Regions from separate parts of the Homo sapiens genome. Here region 1 is linked to region 2. The links are chromatin loops, found by intact Hi-C in ENCODE. Cell type or tissue: heart right ventricle. All regions are shown on one strand. Each heading gives the region's core, and the rest is flanking DNA. Links, peaks and the distances in the headings are about the cores only. Region 1 overlaps SLC7A11 (solute carrier family 7 member 11). Region 2 has its middle 350 kb from the start of NOCT.

Region 1 (5,385 bases), core at 116-5,115, 470 kb before region 2:
TAAAATAGATATATATGTTTTGGCATGGTAAATGGGAATGAGGTTCAAAATTCCCTTAGACAGTAAACGCATGTCTTAGAAGGAACTGACAACACTTATACTATACACACACAACCAGGCCCCATCACATTTCTGCTGCATAATAAGAAATGAAACAAGTAAACATGGAGACATTCAATCCCACCAAACGAACTACTGCTTCTACCACCCAAAATTGCCTCCAACATTTCTGACCAAAAAAGGCAAGTGCAACTAATATTGATCATTTCACTTTGATATCTAGTGATCAACTAAACAACTGGCTTTCAAGTAGGGTGCTCTGGGAATTAGAATATAAGATAAGCAATGGGATTATAGACTATCCTGTTCTCACTCATTTCAACCAGATGAGTCCTCTCTTACTAGTTTTATGTATTGACATTCTATCAAAGAAAGATGTGTTCCAGTAGTTGAGGTAGGTTTTAAAATCACTGTTCTAGATGCTCAAAGTCATGTCTTTACATCACTTTGTGGACCCAATGCTGGCTTCCTATAGTTTAAAATATATAGGAATTGGGCCTGGTGCAGTGGCTCACACCTGTAATCCTAGCACTTTGGGAGGCTGAGGCGGGTGGACCTGAGGTCAGGAGTTTGAGACCAGGTTGGCCAATATGGTGAAACCCCATCTCTACTAAAAATAGAAAAATTAGCCAGGCATGGTGGCAGGCACCTGTAATCCCAGCTACTTGGGAAACTGAGGCAGGAGAATCGCTTGAACCCGGGAGGCGGAGGTTGCAGTGAGCCAAGACTGTGCCACTGCACTCCAGCCTGGGCAACAAGAGTGAGACTTCATCTTAAATAAATAAATAAAATATAGATGAGTTGGCTTTATAAAATGCCTAAATATGAATGATTATATAGGTATGTATGCACATATTTGACCCTAAAATTGAAAATAATTTTTCACTGCAATAAATCTCTATTCATACTCTTAGAGTAATTAAGGGAAAAATAATTTTAGCAAATGAAGCTAATGTTAGTAGGAAAAGTATAAAATTGATAGGGAAGCCAATAGAAATGGCCTGGCTTTAGTTAAAGTGGTAAATCCACATGCCAAGGCCACAGAGGACATGACATAGCAGCTGAATGGAGCAGAGGGAAAGGTGGGAAAGAGAAAAAAACAGAGTTGATGGGCTAAGCACCCTGCCAGTTCAGAGAGATAATATGTCACTGTCAAGAAAGTGGTGATGAAGACTCCTGGTTGGAACAGTTGACAGTTTCCTGAAAAGGTCACAAAGGCTCTCAGAATGGCAGAACCTCCTGTAAGCCCTCCCTCTCCTCTCCTCAGGCTGTCCATTTATAAAGATTCATATTCCCCGCAGAAATGGAAATGTTGTGATCTTTTATCTTTCAGCTCAAAAGTTAAAACTTTTGAAAAATAAGCTTTTGTGCATTCATTTTGTATTTACTAATGCCTTTTCTTAGACTACAAAGATTCATGTCCCTCTCTTTAGGAACATTTTTCTCAAGTCAAGTGCCACTATCTAATGGCTCAGGGACTCTCTGCCCAAGGGAAACAAAAGTGGTTCATACAATTGTCCATCTCTTAATTTCTCTTTGCTTCCATCATTTCCCTCAGCTTTATACTCTAAATTCCCACAACCAAGAAAAATGTCTATATATACCATCCCAAATGTAAATTGTCTTTTGGTGACATCTTTTCTCTGGAGTTCTGTCTCTGATATTTGTATTCACTTGATTTCACAGAATTATGGAAAAGTCTGGGTCTAGTCATGTCCCCATCACTAGCAGAAACACAGATTACCAAATCTCTCTGGACTTACACTTCCCCATGAGTTGACAAGGGTGTTGAATTAATGAAATCTAAAGTTCGTTTTCTTGAAAGTTCATTATTTAATAATTTTAGCACATAAAGCTAATCCCTAAAGATTGTTTAATAGAATTCTTTGAAAACTCAGTTAAGCCCACTTGCTCATGTAACAGAGCATCCTAAGGAAGTTTCTGCATTTATTTTGCTCTGTCATTCACAGGAGAGAATAGGATGCCAACTTTACAATCTCTTCTCCTGTCTTCTGAAGATGTGATTCTGTCCTCAAGCAGCAGTACAGCACATCAAAGTACCTTCCATCATTATAACTTCAAAGTGTCAGCCTGGCTGAAAAATAATGATCATTACAGAAGATCATTTAAAGGATAAGTGATCTGTTCACTCTTCTGCATTCTAAAAAGGCTGTCTGTGGGATCAGGTCAGACCTCTGGACGGTCACATACATTGACTGTATTATTTCACGTAATGTCTTCATAAGTCACTGTATCTTACAACCTTAGCTTTTATCAAAACCTTATTGCAAGAAATGTTTTTAAAACCATCTGAATTTCAGGAGGATATTTCCCATTGCATTTATTAACATTCTTTATATCAAGTTCATTCATTTAATCAATGTTTGTTAAATATCTTCTATATGCTAGACATTATAATAAGCAAAGGGATAAAGACATCAGCTACACACAAAAATTCATCCTCTCACGGAATCTAAAATTCAAACAGAACAAGACATGGAGGACCCTCTCCCTGGCATGCTGCTCCCCCTAGATCTTCACATGGTTGCCCCCATTTTTCTCAGATCAAAGTCTCCCTCCTCAGGGAAACCTTACCTCCTTCTTCTAAGTAGGTCTCCCACCCTGGGTCTCTCCATTACCTACTGTTTTTAATATGAAGATAAACTAAAACATCTTCTGACTCCTTATAGTCTCTTCAAACATCTTTATTTATGTATTCATACTCACCAATTCCATAAAAATATTAAGACTATTCAATGAGCATTATTAAGGGCCCTTGAAGTGTTTCCTCTAAATCTCTAGTGCAAACATTTTTGAGAAGGGTTGTCAGGACGGTTTGTTATCCTCAAGCATAACTCTGCTTTTTATGTGTCTTGTAACCACATGCAGAAAGGGTTTCTGGCTTCTTTGGCCTCTTTTGTTGTTGTTTTATTTATTTTTTATTATTTTTATTTTTGGCAAAGACTTAAAGAAGGCTTAAAAAAATGGAAGCAGTGAAGAGAAAGGGGAAGATAGAAAGTTAAGAGGCAGCTTAACAGAGAAAGGAAATGTTTATTCCACCAAATCCTCATGTGAATTCTAAATTATTAAATCTCTGAGAACACCTGATTTATGAACAGGATAACACTGCCCCTAGCCAAAATTATTTGTAATAAAAAGCAGGAAATCTCCTGAAGTTCATCTCAGATTTAATATCAAACACAGCAGCCACACCTGAACACTTCTCCATAAAACACGAAAACAGCATGGTGTGATCAGCCAGCAGCCACCAGTGGGGAGTTGGGTACAAACAGGGTGTGAGTGCCATGGAAAGGATCAGGCCTCACTAATCTAGAGAAACCAGCCAATGAAAAATAGCAACAGACTGAAATAATGTCAACACTTGGAAGGGAAAGGAGCACAAGGAAGACTCACTTCTAAATATACAACAGCCAGTTCACATTCCTTGTCAAAATACTGAGCTCCCTCCGTGACGACTGAAGTTGAAAGAGCAACACAATTGTGTTTTGTGTATGCATATTTAGAATATACCAAGTGAGGATGAAGCACCATGGGGAAAAAAAGACTTGTTATGAAATAGGCTTACATTGATGTTGCCTTTTTTTAATTTAATTTAATTTAATTTTTATTATTTTATTTTATTATTATTTTTTAGACAGAGCCTCACTCTTGTCACCCGGGCGGGAGTGCAATGGCACAATCTCGGCTCACTGCAACCTTCACCTCCTGGGTTCAGGCAATTCTTCTGCTTCAGCCTCCCGAGTAGCTGGGATTACAGGCAACTGCCACCACACTCAGCTTATTTTTGTATTTTTAGTAGAGACAGGGTTTCACCATGTTGGCCAGGCTGGTCTCAAGCTCTTGACCTCTGGTGATACGCCCACCTTGGCCTCCCAAAGTGCTAGGATTACAGGCGTGAGCCACCGTGCCTGGCAATATTGCCATTTTGTGAGAAAAGTAGCAAACCTCTAATAAGAATTTCATTAAAATTTGATTCAAATATTTTTCTACAGATACTTGGTTCAAAAAGAAGAAAGATGTCAAGAATGAAAAGGTATCTTATTATTTCTAGTGCAGACTTCTTAGGTAATGTGTTCATTACCATTTTTATAACATATGTAGTGAAGGATTCTTTCTCAGGATTATATATCCAACTATTTGAATACATATATAATAATTAAATTTATTCATGTTTAATCTAAGGCAATTTCGATAATTATCAGAATCATAAAGAAATATTTTTTGCATGTTTTCATTAATACTTCCATTAACATTTTGGCATTTGCTATGTTGTTAAGAAGTATTCTGAAAAGTAGAAAATCATATTAAAAAGTTGCTGTATTAATAGGATTTGGGGGTAAAAAGAACAAAAGACAAAAAGAGGAAGATTAATGTCATTGGTAGGTACTTGGGAAGTTACTTTAATTAGTTAACATTTTTTAAATCTGAAAGAAGAAAAATAAGTCAAGTTAATAAACCATAGTACACAGAAAAATAAATTTTGGACTATAAAAGACTCAGCCATATACATGGACTATATCTTTATATAGAGCAGATTTAATTATGAGAGATAACACTACCAAGATAATTTGAAACACCATGAGCTTTAAATTTAAAAGCACTATACAGATTCTCTTCATCCACTTGAACAGCTAAGAGTAAAAACGACCTCTATGCAAATACAAGTTATACTCAATGTTGACTTATTCAGAGAAAAATAATAATAATTGAGGCTACTTTTCCCTTCAGATTAAAAAAGAGTATTACAAACTTTTAATAAAATTATATAGTAATTGGTTGATATATCTATAAAAAGGCAAGTGGAATAGATTGCCTTGAAATACAACTTAGTATATAACATAAAAATACATTAATTTTATTATTATAATGACAAGTATCAATGTAATATATTGTAAGTATCATAAATATAATATAATAAATAAAAAGTATCATCAATATAATATAATGTAAGTATCATAAACTAAGGAGTAATATGACTATTTGCTAATACTGGGATATTGAGAAAATTGGGGGAAAGTCAAGAGCCTATATTATATCAGGTTTAAAAAAAAAATCCATTCCAGATAAGGTAAAGAGTGGGCTGTAAAAAAGAAACCAGAAAAAACAAACAAACAGAAAATATGGGTGAGATGAAAATGATCTAGGGATGTAAAAATTTGCAGATCATAATAGCAATACAGAAATAAAAAATGATTATTATATCTAACTACAAATTATAGAAACAAAACCACAAGTTTTGTAAGCTGTGATCATAAAGAAAATTGAGTAATGTGAAAAACTGGGACAAACTTTTTACAAATAATA
Region 2 (5,385 bases), core at 193-5,192:
AAGACAATACATCTCACCTTGGTACCCAACTGCCTTTTGCTTCTCAGTGCTAGAGGTGCTACTGCTGTCTATAACCACACTTCTCTTCCTTTTCATTCTCTGCTTATTGGTACATTTCTAAATGGAGACAATTTCTGGACAGTTACATTGTAAGGAGGAAAGCTCTTCTTTCAAAAGTTATGGAAAGATCAGCTCTAAGTGAGGGCAGTGCCATTCATTCATTAAACCACTCTTTATGGAGTGGGTACTGTGAGCCCACCACTATGCTGTTATGCACTTGAATTCAGCAGTGAACAGCACAGGCAAGGTCCCTGCTCTTGTGAAACTTATATCTTGAGTTGAGAGGAGAACAAGAGAGAAATAGAGTAGAAAAGAAAACAAAAATAAACCAGATAACCACACAGTGCGGTGAGAACTGTATGTAGAGTTCTGATACAAGCCCCAGATAGGCCACGACTTTGGGGAGGGGGAAACACCAACATGCACATAGTAAATTCCCTGTCAACCTGCAATTGACCTGGGAAACTGCACTCCTCAAAAAGTGACTTCATGTAGGTTCCTTTTGAATGGGCACTTGTGATCACATAACCCAGTGAGTGAAAAGTCACTTGGCAGTGTAGAGACCTGTGTCTTCATATCTGAAATGCCAAAAAGTAGGGTTTAATATGTTGTTTTCATTTTAATTATATTTGTGTTCATCCACAAGTATAGAAGCTAAAAAAGTAAAAAGGATGAAAAATGCATTAGTTATCCTATTTCCATGATTCTACCCTCTTGCCTAAAGACCTTCTCCAATTTTTCTATCAGACTTTAAGAATATCAAAATAAAGTTTTTGAAGGGTTGTTTCCTTTTTTTAAGTTTTCTATGTCTTCATAGCTGTCAAAGTATTTCATCTTTTTTCTCAAAACATTTGCAAGCCTTGCTGTCACCCACTAATGACCTATTTCAGACTCTTATTTCCCTCTGAAGGGATTTCCTATATTCTTTATTGCAACTCCTCTGATATGACATTATATTCTAATTGGAATAACCACTCCAACACTTCCTTTACCCTCAACCCCTAAACTGCAAATGATACCCCAGTATCCTGACCCCTAATTTCAAAAATAGTTTCCTATTTCATCCTCATCCCATATTATGTATATCTGCTTCTCTTTTTTCTTCTCCAAGATGTGGCTGTCAATTGGCAGCAGATCCAGGAACAGCAGCAGGCTATTCACACCCTCAGTTCTGTATCCTGCTCAGTTTTCCTCCAGCTGACCATAGGCATCTTACCCAAAGTGAGCAATAGCTATTTTGGAAACCTTTTCCACACCAGCAGGCAAGGCTTTGAGACTGTAAAAGAAAAAAGCATCGGAAAAGGCAAAAATCCTCACTCACAGTTTTCAGCAGGAAACAAAATGTCTCCAAAATCATGCAGCCACACTGTGGCCAGACAAAGACAGCAGGAAGAACCACCCCCACACCTCCAGCCATCCTCCACTGTGAAGCAAGATTTCCTTTCCTTTCACAGCAGCTGTGGATGGCGTTGTGGAACCTCACATCATCGTGAGCACAGGACAAATTTTTTATTCTCAAATAAAATACGAGGAACTGAAAGTATTCCAAATCACAGCTTTAAAAATGTAATTGTGTGACCTTTTGACAAGGTCTCAGCCCATCTTTCCAACATTACCATCCACAGTGCTCCTTCATGCATGGCAGATTCCTAACAAAACACTGGAGCATCATTCCCTAAACAAAACTGGCACTTTCCAACCTCTGAGCTTCTGCTCTCCAAGTCCTCTCTCTTAGACTGTTCTTCATTCTCAGCCCTCATCTGAGGCTTTTTCAACTGCTGCCTCCCCCATGAATTTTTCCCCACTTATCCCAAGACAAACTCTGTCTCCCCCTTGTTTGTGCTCTCCTAACACATTGCTTACAGATCTACAATAAAATTAGTCACATTCTGTCTTATGTCAAAGCTGTTGACTATAAACTCATAACAGATTAAGTCCTGGGTCTCAATGATCCTGGTTTTCCATCTAGTGTCTAGCTTATGTAATAGGCAATATTGAAACATGTTAAATATAAGCGATCGTAAATAATGACTTTTCTTCAGTGATAGATTGTAGAGGTAATGAAGCTTCTCTTGTGAATATGTGATTGTCTCTTCTCTCTTGTGTGATGCTGAGACGCTGAACAGAGTAACTGGTACGTAGCAATAATTCCTCATATTTTTGCAATTCTGGGGAAGGAGGAGGAAGAGGATGATGATATGAAAACGGGAAAAAGAGAGAGGTGATCCCTATGGTGGTTTAAAGATGGCCACAAAATTTTGACAGTCCTCCCATGAAGAGGTGGGCTCTCGGTGCCCTTTTCTTGAATGTGAGTGGGCTCTGGAACTCCCTTGACCAATGAAGTAAGGTGGAAGTAACGCCGTGCCAGTTTCCAAGCCGAGATCTTACAACACTGGCAGCTTCCACTGCTGCCTCTTGGAAAACTCATTCTTGGAACCCAGTTGCCACACTGTGGATGCTCAAGTAGCCCAAGGAGAAGCCTATGTGGAAATGAATCAGGAGTCAAAACCAACAGCCCCAACTGTACCTCCAGTTAACAGCCAGCGACAATTTGCCAATCATATGTGTCAGCCCTGTTGGAAGTGGCTCCTCCAGCCCCAGATGGACCACCCTAGCCTGACACCATGAGAGCAGACAAGCCATACCTCCAAAACCCTACCCAATGCAATTCATGAGCAAATCAAATGAGTGTTGTTATTTCAAGCCATTAAGTCTTGGAATCATTTATTTAAAAGCATTTAATAACTGGGACAGCCACTTACCTGACTTTCTTTTTGTCCTTTCAGATAAGTCCCACATTTCAAATATCTAAAAAATTTCTGAGATTTTTCAATATTCAGAATATTTCAGCTTGGTCAGTTGATGAACGAGCTACTCTTTTTGAGTGAACTACAAGCTGTATATGGTGTTTAAACCACACCAAAAAATCTCTCTGGGTGACAGATGAACCTGAGTAGGATGTGGACCTCCCACCCTACTCCAGCTAAAGCTGCTTCTCTTCCATCTGTTTTCATGTCATGAGTTCCCCTTAAAAATCCACTGGAACAAAAGATCCAATAGCAGCAAAACGTACAAAAGGTGCTGTTCTAAAGTATTAGGCCCAGTAAATTTGACTCTGTGGCCCCTGCTAGTAGCTCGGATTACTTTCACAAAACAATGAAACAACCACTTAAATCATCTTCCGTTTATAAGCAAAACTAAACGGAAACCCTAGTTAAATTTTCTACAACCTCTCATATGCTGGGCACTTTTGCTTCTGCCTGGGATACCTGGTACATGAAAGGTAACTCCTGTTGCTTTCAGAAGCTCCGTCTATTCGCAGCAAAGCAGTGACACCTGCTTGGAAAAATTCCTCCCAGGAGTCATGGATGACATTTCTGGGAAAGATCCCAGAATGGCACATTGGAAATTAATAAGCGTACCAAGCAAATGGCTCCTGTGGAAGCTGTACCCTCTTGTTCATTCAGCAGAATTGTATTGTCAGTGTAATGACCTACCTGTCTCCCTGGACCACTACTACTGACTGCTGAAGCCATTTGACATTCTGTCTTGTAGGTTGAGGCTTGCTTTAGACACCAGAACCCCATATATCCCTAGTCAGGGGTAATTTAGGGACATACAAGTCAGAAATACAAGTGTTTGGGATGGAATTTGACCTTGGTAGTTCCAGTCTCACTTTATGATCGTATTCTAGTAACTAAACATGACCTTCCTCCCTTGACCAGGTGCCTACATTTCTCCCCAGGTTACAACCACTGCATTCCAACCTTGCTCCCCACCGCAACAAACAGCCTTATCCTCATTTCTTCAAAACCAGAGCCCTGTGGTTTGTCTAGTCTTTCAGTCTGGCAGACTCCCTGACAATGATGCATGCCTTCCTGAGTCTGAGTGTCTTGCCTTTTGCCAGACCCCCTGCCACCACACTCCCCCTCCCTGCAGAAGCACCACCTGTCGCCTCTTGCTCGCCCACCCTGACACTGGCACTTCTCCAGCAGCCACACACTTTTCAGACGCCACACATAACGTGCAGGTCAGACTGCTCCCATTCCTGCAAGCAGGGTCACCCTCTCAGGGCCTACCTTGCCACAAGGGTGTGGACTCGTCCTGAGATGTCGCTTTATCTTTTTCTCAGGACTACCAAAACAAAGTACCACAGACTGGGTTGCTTAAACAAAAGAAATTTACTGTCTCACGGTCCTAGAGGCTAGAAATCCGAGATCAAGGTGTTGGCCGGGTTGGTTCCTTCTGAGGGATGTGAGGGAGAATCTGTTGCAGGCCTCTCGCCTTGGCTTCTAGACGGCCGTCCGATCCCTATGTGTCTTCACATCATCTTCCCTCTCTGCATGTGTGTCCAAATTTCCACTTCTTATGAGAACACATTGAATTAGAGCCCACTAGAATAACCTAATTTTAACTGACTTACCTTACTGAAGACCCTGTCTTGAAATACAGTCACATTCCGCGTTACTGGGGGTTGGGACTTCAGCATGTGAATTTGGGGGGACACGATTCAGCCGATGACAGCTGCCCTCCTGCCAGTGTTCTTCACCCCACTCCCTACTTAGGTCTGAGCTTTTAAGGGTATCAGAGCAGTGATTTTCAAGTCAATCTCACATGTATAATGAGAGGATCCCAGTTTACATCTAAAATGTTCACTGTTGGGCCAGGCGCGGTGGCTCACGCCTGTAATCCCAACACTTTGGGAGGCCAAGGTGGGTGGATTACCTGAGGTCGGGAGTTCGACGCCAGCCTGACCAACATGGAGAAACCCCGTCTCTACTAAAAATACAAAATTAGCCAGGCGTGGTGGTGCATGCCTGTAATCCTAGCTAGTGGGGAGGCTGAGGCAGGAGAATAGCTTGAACCCGGGAGGCGGAGGTTGCAGTGAGCCGATATTGCACGATTGCGCTCCAGCCTGGGCAACAAGAGTGAGACTCTGTCACAAAAAAAAATAAATATAAAATAAAATAAAATAAAATGTTCACCGCTAGGCCTCAGATAGGCGCATGTCTCACAGTCTGGTAAGGCAAGCCTGCCAAGAGCTCACCTTTACCTGACATTGTTTGGACGTTTGTCCTCTCCAAATTGCATGTTAAAATGTAATCCCCAGTGCTGGAGGTGGGGCCCAGTGGGAGGTGTTCGGGTCATGGAGGCAGATCCCTCATGAATGACTTAGCACCATCCCGTTGATGATGCATGACTTCTCTCTTGGTGAGTTCACACGAGATCTGACTCCTGCCTCCTCTCTCTTGTTCCTGTTCTCGCCATGTGAGACACCTGCTCTCCCTTCACCTCCCACCATGATTGTAAGCTTCCTGAGGCCTC

Evidence for each region. Hi-C counts contacts between places; a loop is a spot of excess contacts. Peaks named below come from ENCODE experiments on the same cell type or tissue, not always from the same donor. Only the 100,000 strongest peaks of a DNase experiment are listed, where the experiment ranks them.
Region 1: it touches region 2 in a loop (3-fold over the local background); 8 of 110 quality-filtered maps call a loop at or near these places.

The regions. Positions count from the first base shown.
Region 1 is chr4:138,192,965-138,198,349 of GRCh38, forward strand. All of the region lies in intron 6 of SLC7A11 (solute carrier family 7 member 11), which reads right to left. Among named protein-coding and RNA genes, the nearest start is that of SLC7A11, 47 kb to the right of the region's middle. In heart right ventricle, for the core only: no CTCF peak of the experiment used is centred there; no DNase peak of the experiment used is centred there.
Region 2 is chr4:138,662,599-138,667,983 of GRCh38, forward strand. No RefSeq gene overlaps it. Among named protein-coding and RNA genes, the nearest start is that of NOCT, 350 kb to the right of the region's middle. In heart right ventricle, for the core only: no CTCF peak of the experiment used is centred there; no DNase peak of the experiment used is centred there; H3K27ac peaks cover 745 bases.